Linked DNA regions of Homo sapiens: region 2 is linked to region 1. A link is a loop called in an ENCODE intact Hi-C map of the cell type or tissue named here. Cell type or tissue: Caco-2. All regions are shown on one strand.

What was found. A loop is a pair of places that touch in the nucleus more often than their neighbours do. Peaks named below come from ENCODE experiments on the same cell type or tissue, not always from the same donor. Only the 100,000 strongest peaks of a DNase experiment are listed, where the experiment ranks them.
Region 2: it touches region 1 in a loop (16-fold over the local background); 2 of 110 quality-filtered maps call a loop at or near these places.

What each region holds. Positions count from the first base shown.
Region 1 is chr12:123,924,991-123,932,990 of GRCh38, forward strand. It overlaps DNAH10 (dynein axonemal heavy chain 10), which reads left to right. Exons shown (of 79, transcript NM_001372106.1): 68 at 60-214; 69 at 1,647-1,830; 70 at 3,397-3,597; 71 at 4,285-4,494; 72 at 4,674-4,769; 73 at 5,412-5,583; 74 at 6,351-6,482; 75 at 6,646-6,857; 76 at 6,951-7,118. DNAH10OS (dynein axonemal heavy chain 10 opposite strand) reads right to left here. Exons shown (of 2, transcript NR_187476.1): 2 at 2,065-5,553. It overlaps LOC124903043 (a long non-coding RNA gene), which reads right to left and starts at 27. Exons shown (of 2, transcript XR_007063505.1): 1 at 1-27. In Caco-2, no CTCF peak of the experiment used is centred here; a DNase peak (open chromatin) is centred at 3,441.
Region 2 is chr12:123,797,779-123,805,778 of GRCh38, forward strand. It overlaps DNAH10 (dynein axonemal heavy chain 10), which reads left to right. Exons shown (of 79, transcript NM_001372106.1): 14 at 1,468-1,593; 15 at 2,438-2,610; 16 at 3,503-3,654; 17 at 5,883-6,047; 18 at 7,055-7,262. Among named protein-coding and RNA genes, the nearest start is that of DNAH10, 39 kb to the left of the region's middle. In Caco-2, no CTCF peak of the experiment used is centred here; no DNase peak of the experiment used is centred here.

The sequences.
Region 1 (8,000 bases):
AATGGGGACCTATGTCATTTCTGAGTTGACGCACAATGAATATTCTTTGCTTTTCCCAGTGGTATGACCTGGATTCACTGGAGCAGTTTCCCGTCCCCTTGGGTTACGATAACAACATCACCCCTTTCCAGAAGTTGCTTATTTTGCGCTGTTTCCGTGTGGATCGGGTCTATCGGGCCGTGACTGACTATGTGACTGTAACAATGGGAGAGAAGTAAGTGTGTCGTTTTGTTGATTTGCCACTTTCCGTGGGGTGGAATCTCTAGCGTCCTCCCACCTTGGACTCAAAGAAAGCAGAGGCTGACCAGCTCCCGAGACAGCTGTCGCCACCCTGCTGTACAATATTCGATAGCCGATATTCTAGAATTCTTCAATATTCTAGAACAGTGCTAGTCATAAGAAATTCAGTGTGAGCCACATATGCAGTTTCGAAAGTTCTAGTAGCTACATTAGAAAAGAAATGGGCGCAATTAATTGTAATAACATTTTATTTAAATGAATATATTAAAATTATCATTTGAATGTATAATCAATATGAACATGATTGAGACATTTTACATGCTTTTTTCTGGTATTAAGTCTACAAAATCCTGTGTGAATTCACACTTACAGCACATCTCAATTGGGGCTAGCCACATTTTAAGTGCTGTGCCTCACGGCCATCGCACTGGACAATGTAGCTCTAGCATGGGGTACGAAGCCAGGCGGAGCGTGTGGGGCTGCAGCTCAGATGTGCCCTTGTAGCCAGCAGGCCATGGCAGTGAGTGATGAGGCTGGGTGGGGTCCTGGTCCCTGGGCAGCTGCCCTTAGCTCCTGCTGACTGATACCAGGTGCCATTGGGAACCCACAGTGGCTGGATCCTCTGACTCTGAAAGAAGCTAGGACTTCAGATTTTTTCCTGAAATATCCCAATATCTTTGTGTTTGCAATGAATTTTAAAACGCACATCTGGGTCAGGTGCGGTGGCTCACACCTGTAATCCCAGCACTTCAGGAAGCTGATGTGGGAGGATCGCTTGAGGCCAGGAGTTCGAGACCCAGCCTGGGCAACATAGTGAGATACTGCCTCTAAAAAATAAAAAATAAAAAAGAATTAGCCAGGCGTGGTGGTGCACACCTGTAGTCAAGCTACTAAGGAAGCTGAGGTGGGAGGATTGCTTGAGCCCAAGAGTTTGAGGCTGCAGTGAGCTGTGATAGTACCACTGTACTCCAGCCTGGGCAACAGAGTGAGATTATATATTTCAATTTAAAAAAAAAAAAAAAAAAGAAAAAGAAAAAACCCACACACAAAACACAAAACTCAAAACTCAAGATGTGGACCATTCAGGACACGCCTGTGGAACCTCAGGGTTTTGTGCCATGGGCAGGCCCACCTAGAGGGCAAGCTGAGGTGCCCAGCTCAGCACAAACCAACTGAATCGAGTGTGAGGGGGTACAGAGAAGTCCCTGCCACTCAGGAGTTCCCCATCAGGGTGGGAGACGTGCATAGAAACTAGAATCTAAAACAGGGAAGACTGCAACGAGCTATCCCAGAGGAGTGGTCAGAAGGTTCTGGACACCGGAGGAGGCAGCGCTGATCAGACAGACCAGCCCCTGGTCTGGAGCTGTCCTCGCGGGAGAGTTTTCTGACTGTGTTTCTTTCACCAGGTATGTGCAGCCCCCAATGATCAGCTTTGAAGCTATTTTTGAGCAGAGCACTCCACATTCGCCCATTGTGTTTATCCTGAGTCCTGGCTCCGACCCTGCCACTGATCTTATGAAATTAGCAGAGCGAAGTGGTTTTGGAGGAAATCGCCTCAAATTCCTTGCAATGGGTCAAGGTCAAGAAAAGGTAATTTGTGGCTGAAAGGAACAAGCTCTACGTTTAGGGGAGGTCCCTGGTGTCTGCTAAGAAGGAGCTAACCTGGGTTTAAGCTGAGTGCCACGCCACAAATCAGTTGGATGCATTTCCGAGCTAAGAAGCAGTAATGAAACACTGGGAAGATGACAATAATAGTTATGATTTCACAACCTCATGTTGTGATCATGGTGCTGTGCTGTTTTCTTTTTTTTTCCTTTTTCTTTTCTTTTTGAGACAGGGTCTCACTCTGTCACCCAGGCTGGAGTGCAGTGGTGCGAACATAGCTCACTGCAGCCTCGACCTCCTGATTGTGAAGTGATCGTCCTGCCTCAGCCTCCCCAGTAGCAGCTGAGACTACAGGCATGCGTCACCATGCCTGGCTAATTTTTTTGGTATTTTCTGTAGAGAAAAATACAAACACGTCACCATGTTGCCCTGGCTGGTCTTGAACTCCTGGGCTCAAGCGATCCTTCCACTTCGGCCTCCCAAAGTGTTGGGATCACAGGCATGAGACACGATGCTCAGGCTGTGCTGTTTTCAAAGCCCTTTCACACACAGTCCTTACCTTCCTTAGTCCCTGAACAGCCTCATTGTGGATCAGGATTATTATGGCCCCAATTGCATGGCCAAGGGAGTGGGTGGAGAGAGGCTGAGCCCAGGACCATTCAGGACAGAACTGTGGTGCAAATCCTCCTACCTTTCTGAGCCAGTGAGCTTTCTTTGCTGAGGTCTTGCCTCTCTGCATCACAGTGCTCCCTGCTAGAACTTGCTACACAAGTTCAGTACAATGTGGGACAAAGCTTGCAGGAAAAGTCTGTGCGTCAGTAAGTGTGATGGTTGCAGGCATGCGTGTTGGGGTCAGAGGGAGCTGACTGCCAGTCCTGGCTTTGCTATGAACTGTGAGGCTTTGGGTAAGCCCCTCTACTGCTGAAAGCCCCTGGGTGAGATGAGGATGGCAATACCCATGCTGGATGGCCCAGGAGGCAAGCCCTGGGCACCAGCAAGGCGGGCCAGCTCTCTCAACCACAACACTGAAATAAGCTATTGTAACGCCAGCACTCATGTGTTTTAAGCCATTTCAGAAAGCAAGGCTTGATTTGGGTGTTTAGCTTGTTTGTGCTTTGAATTACATTTGGGAGGGGACATGGTGATTGTTTTCCAGGCCTAGGGCCCTGAAGATCTTACAGTGGCCAGGACAGTCCCGACTTCCTGGTGGGCTTTAGCTGGTCTCTTGCAGCCCTGCTCAGGAGTCCTCAGGGGACAGGAGCGACTGTGTGGGAGGAGCTGGGACTTCCAGGGCCAGGGAGGCAGATGAGTGCAAAATGCTCACCCATCTTCCAGGCTGGGTGTGACCAGCTCAGTGCACCCACGGGGCCCATGGGGTTTCTCAAAGATGGTTTATTTGAAGGCTCCACCTGTAGCTCCTGGATCCTCGGCTTGCTTTTGGCTTCTGCTGGAGCTGCCATCGCCCTTCTGTGGGTGTGGAGTGGGTCTCTGGAGAGCACGGGGTTGGGTTTGGATGCCAACCCCTCTCCTCTTCCCTCTCCCCCGGCGCAGGTGGCCCTGCAGCTGCTGGAGACGGCGGTGGCTCGGGGGCAGTGGCTGATGCTGCAGAACTGCCACCTCCTGGTCAAGTGGCTGAAAGATCTGGAGAAGTCCCTGGAGAGGATCACCAAGCCCCACCCAGACTTCCGCCTGTGGCTCACCACGGACCCCACCAAGGGCTTCCCCATTGGGATTCTGCAGAAGTCCCTAAAGGTCTGGCTTCAGGATGGACATCAACATGCCAGCACGCAGCTTCTCAGAACACCTGCATGCTGCTCTGGGGCCGGGGTGTGCCTTTGTCTGTGTAGAAATAAACCTTAGGCTGCAGGTGAAACCTTGCGGTTGAAACCCTTCTCAATCCCACCTCTCTCTTTAGAGGGAGCCGCTGTCCTGGGTTGGGTGTTTGTGACTCCCAGGCCTATCTCTACCAATTCTGCATGTGTCCCTAACAATATCTACGCTACTTTTCATAAACTTCACGGCCCCCCCCCCCACACACAGCCTGCAGTTCGCTAGTGCTGACTGCAGGAGTTTCGCGTGGTTTACATGCCCCATTTAATTTATTCTCCGGGAAATTCTTTTGGAAAGGTTTTGTCATTCTCTGTCTCTCTCTCTCTCTCTGGGGAGGTGGAGGGAAGACTTTACTTTCATTTTATATATAGTAAAGGATCTCATGGTTCAGAGGAAGGTCAAAGACTCTTGACCCTTGACCCTGAGAGCCAGAACATCTAGTCCTTTAACTTCTCAGCCTGGGCCCTGGACAAGAGACTTTAGCTATTGGAGGTCTCAGACAGATGGCTCCGTAGAGAGGAAGGAAAGCGCAGTGCCTGCATTGTGCACACTCTTCCAAGCTTGTGGGCCTGCGGTCTCCATCACTGTGTGTTTTCTTCTCTTCTGAAGGTTGTCACCGAGCCACCCAATGGGCTGAAACTCAACATGAGGGCAACTTACTTCAAGATCTCTCACGAAATGCTGGACCAGTGCCCGCACCCTGCCTTCAAGCCGCTGGTCTACGTGCTGGCGTTCTTTCATGCTGTGGTGCAGGAGAGAAGGAAGTTTGGGAAGATTGGCTGGAACGTGTACTATGACTTCAATGAGTCTGACTTCCAGGTGACAGTGGCTGCTTCTCCTTGGAAATGGCTTCCTTAGGCGGCCCACTTCCTCCCGACTTTCCTCCGGGTTCAACCACAGCAGGGTTGCACCGTTCCCAGCAGCCTTTTCAGAAAAGTATCAGAATGTGAACAGCTTGGTGGGTTTCAGTATAACTGAGCGTGTTCTCTTCTTTCAAGGTCTGCATGGAAATTCTGAACACGTACTTAACGAAAGCCTTCCAGCAACGGGACCCAAGGATCCCGTGGGGCAGCCTCAAGTACCTAATTGGAGAGGTAGGGGTGACCGGGGATCCTTCCGCAGGTGCCTCTGGGGCTACAGAGCTGTGGCCTCGTGCCCCTATTTTCCTCTGAGCCCTCAGAACCAGCCTCTTCTGCCCCTGTGTTCCCCTTGGGTTTCTGTGACAATTCTCTCTGCTCTCACCTGGTTGTTCTTTGTCCTAAGTGAGCTCTGTTCACATGGAGGTTCCCTGAGCTGGATCCATGGCTGGGGATCCAGGCAAGGCATCCTCTAGCCCCTTGCCTCAGCTGTTGCTGTATACAGAGCTCACAGGAAGCATCCCCGGTGGTCTGCACACGGCTCAGGCAGTGACATCAATTCCAAAGACAGAAGCAGCTGCTGGCTTCTTCAGCTGTTTGTTTGATGTGTTTGGGGGACTTTGCCTGCTGCACAGGAGCTCCCAACACTTCCTGAGGGCTTCTTACTGCTTTGGGCCCTATCCCTTGGGAAGCCAGCAAAGCCACAGATCAATTGTGTGAACAGTGGCCCGAAAGGTTATGCAAGTCAACAGGTTCAAGCCTTGCAGCAGCCAGGCTGCTGGAGTCTCTTGACCCTGGGTGAGCCTCTGGCCCCGGGCCCCCAGGGTGCACACAGTAGGTTCTGAGCTCCTGGCTGGCTCTCAGGCCCTCTAATTTCAGGTCATGTATGGAGGACGGGCCATCGACAGCTTTGATCGCCGCATCCTGACCATCTACATGGATGAGTACCTGGGGGACTTCATTTTTGATACTTTCCAGCCATTCCACTTCTTCCGGAACAAGGAAGTGGACTACAAAATCCCTGTTGGTGATGAAAAGGAGAAATTTGTTGGTGAGATTTCTCAGACATGAAAAGATGTTTTCAAGGCTTTTTCTAAGGGAGACCATACATTTCAACCGGCTCCTCTCCTGGTGGGGGCTCCTCGGCTGGTCAGGTGTGGTCTGTTAAGCCTGTTAGGTGGCTCGGCAGACGCTTCCTGGCTGCAGAGCTGACTGATAGAGTTCAGATTTCCCATCCTGGAATGATGGTAAATAAATCAGGTTCCACCTGGAAGGGCAGAATGGCCACAGTGAAGCTCACTGAGCCATTTTCGTAAAAGATGAACATACGGCTGGACTGGGTGTGGTAGTGTAGAATTTTTACATTAAAAACATGTCATTGGCTGGTCATGGTGGCTCGCACCTGTAATCCCTTCTTTGGAAGGCCAAGAAGGGCAGATCGCTTGAGCCCAGAAGTTCAAGACCAGCCTGGGCAACCAAGCAAGATCCCATCTCTACAAAAAATAAACAAAAAATCAAAACAAAAAAACAAAAAACAAAAATATTAGCTGAGTGTGGTGGTGAATACCTGTAGTACCAGCTACTTGGGAGGCTGAGATGGGAGAAGAGCTTGAGCCCAGGAGGTCGAGGCTGTAGTGATCAATGACCATGTCAGTGCACTTCAGCCTGGGTGACTAAGACCCTGTCTCAAAAAAAAAAAAAGTCACCCTCTAAACAGTGGAAATTAGTCTTGCATGTCTTGGAGACTTTGAGGCTGTGGGCCCTGAGAAAGCACAGGTGGCTGGACAGTGCCACCTCCGTTGTTCTCTGTGATTGCAGAAGCCATCGAGGCCCTCCCGCTTGCCAACACGCCAGAAGTGTTTGGTCTCCACCCCAACGCTGAGATTGGCTATTACACGCAGGCGGCTCGAGACATGTGGGCTCACCTGCTGGAGCTGCAGCCTCAGACAGGTAAACTCTACTCAGGAGGACTTCATTAGTTTGATTGGGGTTTTACGATTGCTTCTTGTAGCCCTCCCACGTTGCTGATGCCTTTCCCAGAACTGGAAGGCTCAGGAGGCTCCGGTTCTGCACGTGGATGCCTTGCTTTCTCTGAAAAGTGTCCTGGTTTTAGGGGAATCCAGCAGTGGTATCAGCCGCGATGATTATATTGGCCAAGTGGCCAAAGAAATAGAAAACAAGATGCCCAAAGTCTTTGACTTGGACCAGGTGAGGAAGCGCCTCGGAACAGGACTCTCCCCCACTTCGGTGGTGCTCCTGCAGGAACTGGAACGCTTCAACAAGCTTGTGGTCCGGATGACGAAGTCTCTGGCTGAACTTCAAAGGGTGAGCCTGTCTCTCATGTGCAGATTACTGCCTAGATACGTGGCACCTGGGGTTCTGATAGAGTCCTGCCCGATTGCTCTTGATTCTAAATAGGCCTTGGCTGGAGAAGTTGGAATGAGCAATGAGTTAGATGATGTGGCCAGGTCTCTTTTTATCGGGCATATCCCTAATATCTGGAGAAGGCTTGCTCCTGACACCTTAAAGTCCCTTGGAAACTGGATGGTCTACTTCCTGCGGCGGTTCAGCCAGTACATGTTGTGGGTAAGTGGCACGTCACCGCCTCCTCTCTGCCGATTCAGGTGTCAGCCTAGACTCCTCAAACCACCTCCCAATCCCCTCTTTCCATTGCCCAGCAGTAACCTCTGTTAAAGTTTATTGGGTGCTCTGGAAATGGTCTGAGATTCTTACAAGCCTATCTGTATCTTTTGTTTTTCCTTTTCTTTTGAAGACTTTGAAGCATACTCTTACATACCCGATTATTTTATCTAAGTGTATATCTTGGCACTTGTTCCATATTAGTACACAGCTAGCTCGTTCTTTTTTAGAGTATGCCATTGTACAAATGTTTCATATCCTTTCTCCTCCTTCTGTATCCTAAAAATATGGTAACTGCCTACATTTCGGTGGTTACCATTTTTTTTTTTTTTTTGCTAATACAAATAACATTCTGGTGCACATGTATATGAATATGCATAGGGGTATATTCCATGGGTAAATTCTGACAGTGGAAGAGTTGGATCAAAGAGCTTGTGCATTTTAAATTTTGATAGCTCTTGTTGGATGGTTCTTAGAAAGGCTGAAACCACAGTCTATGAGAGTGCTTCTTTCCTCACTCCGCTGCAATGCTGCGTTCTTAACATTTTGGATCACTGTCTCCCTGATAGGTGAAAATAATATCTCATTGTTTTGCATGTCTTTAATTATGGTGAGTCTGAGCGTATTTTGCATGCTTTACAGACATTTTGTGTTTGTTTTTCTGTGAATTGTCCTTTTGTATCTGGATTTCATTTTTAGTGAGGTCTCCATCTTTCTCATTGATGTTTAAGAGCTCTTTGCAAATCAAAGAAATTAGCCCTTGGTCTGCCAGTGTTGCAGGTATTTCTCCAAGCTTGTCATAAGTCTTGACTTTGCTTACGGTATTTT
Region 2 (8,000 bases), 130 kb before region 1:
CAGCTTCTTTGGAGGATGCCTACCATCTTTTCGATATGATCTCACCCCCCACCCATGGATTTTTATATGTTATATAGCAGAGGCTGGTAAGCCATTTCTTTGAAGATCCCGATAGTAAATATTTTAGGGGTTTGGACAATTTCTCTGCAACGACTCAACCTGTCGTTGCTGCAATAAAGTATCCCCCAGATAATACGTTTTGAACAGGCGTGGCTGTGTCCAATAAAACTTTATTTATGGATGCTGAATTTGAATTTCATATCTTTTTCTTGAGTTACAAAGCATTATTATTCTTTTGATTTCTTTTTAATCATCTAAATCATTTCCTTCTCTTCATGTAAAAGCTGTTCTTAGTTCATGGGTAGAGACCAAGGCAGTTCATGGACTGTGGTTTGCAGAAGGCTGCCAGTCAACCTAGATTTCAAGTTATCAACTATATTAGTCCATTTTGCTATAAAGAAACTGGGTAATTTATAAGAAAAGAGGTTTAATTGGCTCACAGTTCTGCAGGCTGTACAGGTAGCATAGCCTTCCTGGGAGGTCCCAGGAAACTCCCAATCATGGTGGAAGGCAAAGTGGGGGCAGGTACCTCACACAGTGGGAGCAGGAGCAAGAGAGAGTGAAGGGGCAGGTGCTGCCCACTTTCACTTGAGCAGATCTCCCAAGAACTCACTCAGCATCACCAGGACAGTCCCAAGAGAGGTGGTGCAAACCATTCACGAGAATTCCGCCTTCGTGATCCAGTTGCCTCCCAGCAGGCCCCACCTCCAACACTGGGGATTACAATGCAGTATGAGATTTGGGAGGACAGAGATCTGTGCTATATCACCATCGCAGACCAACTCTCCAAGCTTTGGGAAAATCTATTGACTTCCTTTTTCAAAATGTGTTTATATCTAATACTATTTTATATTATATTATTTAATATTATATAACTATATATTATTTATTATATTAACATTTTTATTTATTATATTTATAATGTATGTATACAAAATTATGTAGAAAGATATGAAAAAATGTTTATATATAATTATATAAAAATGACCAGGTGCAGTGGCTCACACCTGTAATCCCAGCACTTTGAAAGGCCGAGGTGGGCAGATCACCTGAGGTCAGGAGTTCAAGACCAGCCTGGCCAACATGGTGAAACCCTGTCTCTACTAAAATACAAAAATTAGCTGGGTGTGGTGGCATGTGCCTGTAATCCTAGCTACTTGGGAGGCTGAGGCAGGAGAATCGCTTGAGCCCGGGAGGCGAAGGATGTAGTGAGCTGAGATCGCGCTACTACACTCCAGCCTGGGCGACAGAGTGAGACTCCGTCTCCAAAAAAAAAAAAAAAAAATTATATAATGTTTATAATAATTTATATATTATATTTATAATTTGTATAAATTATCTGTGTAGAGCGAGATGAAAAATGTTATTTTCAAGGACAAAATGACGGTTGCTTGAATTCTTTGATAGGTCAAACAAAAATATTTGGAAGTAGGTAGGACAATGAAGGAGTATGAAGACAGAAAGTATGAGCAGTGGATGGAGGTGACGGAGCAGGTGCTGCCAGCTCTCATGAAGAAGAGCCTTTTGACCAAGGTGCGCTGCCCACGCCCTCATTCCCGATTGCCGCGTGAGACGATGGCGTCTGCCACATTTTCTCAAGGCTTGATTTGTTGACATTCATGAAGTTGGGTCAGTTTCCAGAATCAAAGACAAGGAAGGGCTAGGGGAGGAGGAGAAAGGAAAGAGTGGAGATGGCACGATGCCATGGCTAGGACGCGGGCTGGAAACGGGCAGCCCTACTGACTTCTTGGGCAAGTGGCTGAATACCAAGCCTCCGTTTCCCCATTTATGAAATGCGTTTTATAAATCAGATGATGTAGACAAGCAAAGGGTTGGTTGAATCATATATGAAACAGAGCTGACAGCTGGCCATCTTTAACCTGCAGAAAAATGCCATTCCACCTGATTCATCCTCTTCTTCAGCTCTGGGCCCCGCACTTGGTGAATGCTCGATAAACGAACACCTGCCGTTAGGGAGGAAAGATGCAGCCTGGCAGTTTTAGGTCTTTGGTTCCTGAAATCCTGACGTAGGGACCAAAGCAAGTGGAGAGGGCCAGGTGGGACCCCTAGGGAACAGGTGGGCTCAGATCCGACCAAAGAGGCAACTGCTCCATGTCAGATTTTCCAGTGTTTCAAGGGAAGGCAGAAGGAATTTTTAGGTGAAATTGCTCCATTTTCAAATGCCGGCAACTGAATTGATTCTTCAAAATCTCCGTTCACCAAACAAAATACATATTCCAGCCAGTTCCAGCCAGCACCCCCGTCTGGTGAAGGGCCCAGTGTTGATCTTTTTCATGTTCACTTTTGGTGTGGGTTGTGTTGATCCAACTGTCTCTTGGACTGCCCTGGCCGCGCTGATGGAATGTCTCTTCCACAGTCTTCCATCGCCACAGAGGAGCCTTCGACTTTAGAAAGGGGAGCTGTTTTTGCAATCAACTTTTCACCGGCTCTCAGAGAGATTATTAATGAAACAAAGTACTTAGAGCAGCTGGGGTTCACTGTCCCTGAATTAGCAAGAAATGTTGCTCTCCAGGAAGACAAATTCCTTAGGTAAAAAAATTCTTCTTTTAAATTAGCAGTAAGCTTTTTGTTCTTGGGACCCCTTTACGCTCTTAAAAATTATTGAGGACCCCTCCAAAAGCTTTCATTTTTGTGGATTTTATAATTATGAATTCTTACCACATTAGAAATTGAAGCTAAGGCCTGGGCGTTGTGGTGCTACCTGTAGTCTCAGCTACTTGGGAGGCTTAGGTGGGAGGATTCCTTGAACCTGGGAGATTGAGGCTGCAGTGAACCGTGATTGCTCTATCTCCAGCCTGGGAGACAGAGCGAGAGCCTGTATCCAAAAAAAAAAAAAGAAGAAAAAAAAATTGAAGCTAAGAAAAGTTTAAAATATGGGGTTGGGTGTGGTGGCTCACGCCTGTAATCCCAGTACTTTGGGAGGCCGAGGCGGGCAGATCATGAGGTCAGGAGTTCAAGACCAGCCTGGCCAGCATGGTGAAACCCCATCTCTACTAAAACTACAAAAATTAGCTGGGCATGGTGGCTCATGCCTGTAGTCTCAGCTACTTGGGAGGCTGAGGCAGGAGAATTGCCTGAACCTGGCAGGCAGAGGTTGCAGTGAGCCGAGATCGTGCCACTGCACTCCAGCCTAGGCGACAGAGCGAGACTCCATCTCAAAAAAAAAAAGAAAAGTTTAAAATAGGGATCAACAATAGTAAACCTATTTCATGTAATATAAATAACATCTTTAATGAGAAGTAACCAATATTTTCCAAAAAAGAAAGTTAATGAGAAGAGTGATGTTTTAAATTTCTGCAAATCTCTTGATCAAGGTTGGTCTTGATTGAGACCACGGTCTTTTGTAATCTCTTGACCGCAAAAGCTTTTGATGAGCTTAAAGGTGCTCTCCTCAGGTTTATGACATTCCTGTCATGTGCAGGTACACAGCTGGGATACAGCGCATGTTGGATCATTATCACATGCTCATAGGAACGTTAAACGATGCGGAGTCTGTGCTTCTCAAAGATCATTCCCAGGAACTGCTCCGAGTGTTTAGGTCGGGATATAAGAGGTTGAACTGGAACTCACTAGGTAACGTCATTCATCTATTGATTGCCTTTTAGACTTGGGATGCAAAGTAATTCTTTTAGGTTGTTTTATTTGAATTACCATTTTCATATGTTTATAGAGACAATTAACAATTTTTGAGGGTTAAGAAATACAAGTTGCGGAACTTAGAACTGATCTCCAGGCTGTCGTTGGGATGAAGATAAGAGGGGTGATATTTTCACACTCTGCAGACCCAAAGCACATTTCTCCCAAAAGAAAATCACCTTTACTTTTATTTTTTTAATTAAAAATGTAATTTGGAGGTAATTATAGATTCACATGCAGTTGTTAAGAATTACGACAGAGGGAGCCTTCGTACCCTTTAGTCATTTTCCCTAAGTAGTAACTTCTTGCAAAACTAGTTAAGATCACAACCAAGATATTGACATTGATACAGTCGAGATAGAGAGCATTTTCAACACCACAGCGAGTACTGTCAAGTCCACTTCCCTCCCATCCTTGCCCTCTCCTTAATCCCTGGCAACCATGAATCTTTATTCAATTTCTGTAATGTTGTCATTTCAGAGTGTTATATAAATGAGATAACACATAGCCCTTTTTTGATTTGGCTCTTCTTGCTCAGCCTAAGTCTTCAAAGATCTGCCCTTGTTGGATGTGTCAACAGTCTGTGGATTTTCGAAGCATACCCCACGGTATCAATGTACCATAGTTTGTTCAGCCTTTCACCTTTTGAAGGACAACTAGGTTGTTTCCGGTTTTGGCTCTTAGGAATAAAGCTGCTATAAACATTTGTGTACAGGGTTTTGTGTGACAGGAGTCTTCACTTTTTCTGGGATAAATGCCCAGGAGTGCAGTTGCTGAGTTGCACGGTAGTTGCATGTTTAGTTTAAGGTTGTTGTTGTTGTTGTTTTGAGATGGAGTTTCGCTCTTGTTGTCCAGGCTGGAGTGCAGTGGGGCAATCTCAGCTCACTGCAATCTCCACCTCCTGGGTTCAAGCGATTCTCCTGCCTCAGCCTCCCGAGTAGCTTGGATTATAGGCACCTGCCACCACTTCTGGCTCACTTTTGTATTTTTAGTAGAGATGGGGTTTTGCCATGTTGGCCAGGCTGATCTTGAACTCCTGGCCTCAAGTGATCCATCCGCCTTGGCCTTTCAAAGTGCTGGGATTACAGGCGTGAGCCACCACGTGTGGCCTTTTTTTGTTTTTGTTTTTGTTTTACTGTCATGCTGTCTTACAGGGCGGCTGTGCCATTTTACATTTCCATCATCAATATATGAGTGACTCGGTTTCTCTGCATCCTGGCCAGTTTTGCTGTCACTTTTTTTTTTTTTTTTTAATTTTGGCCATCTGATAGCTGTGTAATGATATCTCATGGTTCTGATTTGACTTCTGTAATGGCTAATGGTGTTGAGCATCTTTTCATGTGCTAATAAGCACAAATATGTCATGTGTATGGCCTCTTCAGCAACACGTCTTTTTATGTCTTTTGCCTATTTTCTAATTAGATTGTTTGTTTTCTTTACTGTTGAGTTTTGAGCATCCTTGGTATACTCTAGATACTCGTCTTTTATTGGATGTGTGGTTTGCAGCTATTTTCTCCCACTCTGTCGCTTGTCTTTTCTTTCTCGTAGGAGGGCCTCTGGTAGAGCAAAAACTGTAAATTTCAACTAAGTCCAGTGTATCAATTTTTCCTTTAATGGGTTCTACTTTTGCTGTCAAGTCGAAGAATCATAAGTTTTTTTCTCTCCTTGTGTTTTGTTTCTAAAAATGTTATAGTATGATGTTTCCCAGTATAGTCTGTGATCCACTTTGGGGTTTTTATTTTCATAAAGTGAGACCGATCGTAAGTACTTAGCCCGAGTTTACTGTTCATGTTCTTGCTGTTCGTCTAAGCTCCAGGCCAGAGGAGGCTGCGGGCAGGTGGTGCAGAGTGGAGGTTCAGGGAGCTCCAGCAGTGAGAAGACAGCTAGGCTTGATAGTCCCTTTCTCCCCATGGTGCTCCAGCCAGGACCGTGCTAACATTTGAATAGAAGAGATGCATTGCTTGGTTGATTCTGGGCTCAGGACTCCTTGTCCCAGTCCCTTAGGGTTCAAAGTGGATCTTTGCCAGCCCAAAGACCCAAGGGGTTGGAATGAGCAGGGTCTTTCCTGCAAAGGGATGCCAGTATTAACATCACAGACGTTGGTGGGGGGATGTGGAAAGACAGAGTTGGAAGCCAAATGTCTTTCTTTCTTTCTTTCTTCAAAGGTATCGGTGACTATATAACTGGTTGCAAACAGGCCATTGGGAAATTTGAGTCTCTCGTCCACCAGATTCATAAGAATGCAGATGACATTTCTTCCAGGCTGACATTAATAGAGGCCATAAATCTCTTTAAATATCCAGCCGCTAAAAGTGAGGAAGAACTCCCAGGTAGATCTGACTTCTGGGTTCTCCAGTTATGGAATTAATGAGAACATATATTGTATATACATACATGTGTATATATGTACCTATAAATATACATATGTATTTGTATGTTCCATGAATGGCATCAAACCATTTCTAATGCTCTCAGTCATTTACTTGAAAGAATCACGGGTAGCTATTACTTTTTGTCATGTTTTATATATTGCTTAGTTTAACAAATTCATGTTTATTTGTTTTTGTTTTGTTTTTTTCTGAGACGAGGGCTCACTATGTTGCCCAGGCTGGTCTTGGACTCCTGGCCTCAAGTGATCCTCCCACCTCATCTGCGAAAGCCTGTGGTACTTTGTTGATAACTTTGTAACAGTAAAGCTAGTTGTATTTTTTATGGGCTCACATTTACTTGCTAAAGAAAGATACTTTAGGCAGGGCTCGGTGGCTCACGCCTATAATCCCAGCACTTTGGGAGGCTGAGGCAGGCAGATCACAAGGTCAGGAAATCGAGACCATCCTGGCTAACACGGTGAAACCCTGTCTCTACTAAAAATACAAAAAATTAGCTGGGCGTGGTGGTGGGCACCTGTAGTCCCAGCTACTCGGGAGGCTGAGGCAGGAGAATGGCGTGAACCTGGGAGGCGGAGCTTGCAGTGAGCCCAGATCGCACCACTGCAGCACTCCAGCCTGGGTGACAGAGTGAGACTCCGTCTCAAAAAAAAAAAAAAAGATACTTTAAGTGGTCTTAGACTAGTCAACAAGGAATTCAAGATATGTCAACAATGAATTGAAGAAAAACAAGATTGCCCAAAGGTATAAAAGCCACTAGATGTGCGTAACTGGTTGTCATTTATTTGTTGCTTAGTGTGTGTTCTGATATTGACTTATGTTCTGCTTTGGGCTGAGGTTGGAGGCTGGTTTTGGTTTTTTTAAGACACACAGCTCATGTTTGGATTGCCTTTTGAGTGCTGTCCTTCCCTGTGTTCGTGGACAGCTCTAACAGACATCTTTCTCTCCAGGCGTGAAGGAATTTTTTGAACACATTGAGCGAGAAAGGGCCAGCGACGTGGACCACATGGTCCGGTGGTATCTTGCCATTGGACCACTGCTGACCAAAGTTGAGGGCCTGGTCGTCCACACCAACACAGGCAAGGCCCCCAAGCTGGCCTCCTACTACAAATACTGGGAAAAGAAAATTTATGAGGTCCTGACAAAGCTCATCCTGAAGTAAGTTCATCTTGTTGCATGCTTTAAAATGGTGTGTGTAGATTAAAACAGTTGACAAATATGGACAGTTAGAGGGGGTGGCAAGGTAGAGAATGAAAATCAGTTGGATGGTCAGAGGCTTTCTGGCAGAAGGGCACTCACAGAATGGGGGGATGACCTTCATGATCTTGTTAGGCCCCTCAACATTCCAAAAAAGAAAGGATCCCTCTCCCCACTTCAACTGTCTGAAAGCCATCGTGAGCCTGTGTTCAGCTGGCAGCAGAGAATCGCTGTCACTCAATATTGGCTAGAATCCCAGAGGACTTCCTTGTTCATGTTGAGAGTGACAGACGTGAAGGACACATGGCCTATTCCTTGCTGATTTCAAGTCAGCCCCTAGTTAGCGCGGTCTGTGCGTGTTGAATGCCTGTTTCATGTGCCAGCCTCTGACACGCCAGACTCTGTCCCTTCCCTCCTGGGCCTCACCCTCAGCAGCTCAGCCAGACCAGCTGGAAGCTGAGTGCCTGGACCCCATCGCATTGGTGGCCCACAGACTGTTCTGGGGTGTGAGGCTGACAGTTTAGGATCATTCTAGGAAACCAGCCTGTGAAATCCATCACCGTTACCGTCACGTCTATATTGTCAAGAGTAGTGTTCATTTTATCATGCAGTGTCTTCCTTATGAAGGGGAACTCCAGAAGAAATGACTCTAGTTCCTTCTTTGACCCCAGCCTCACATTTTTCTCTTCTTTTCTTTTT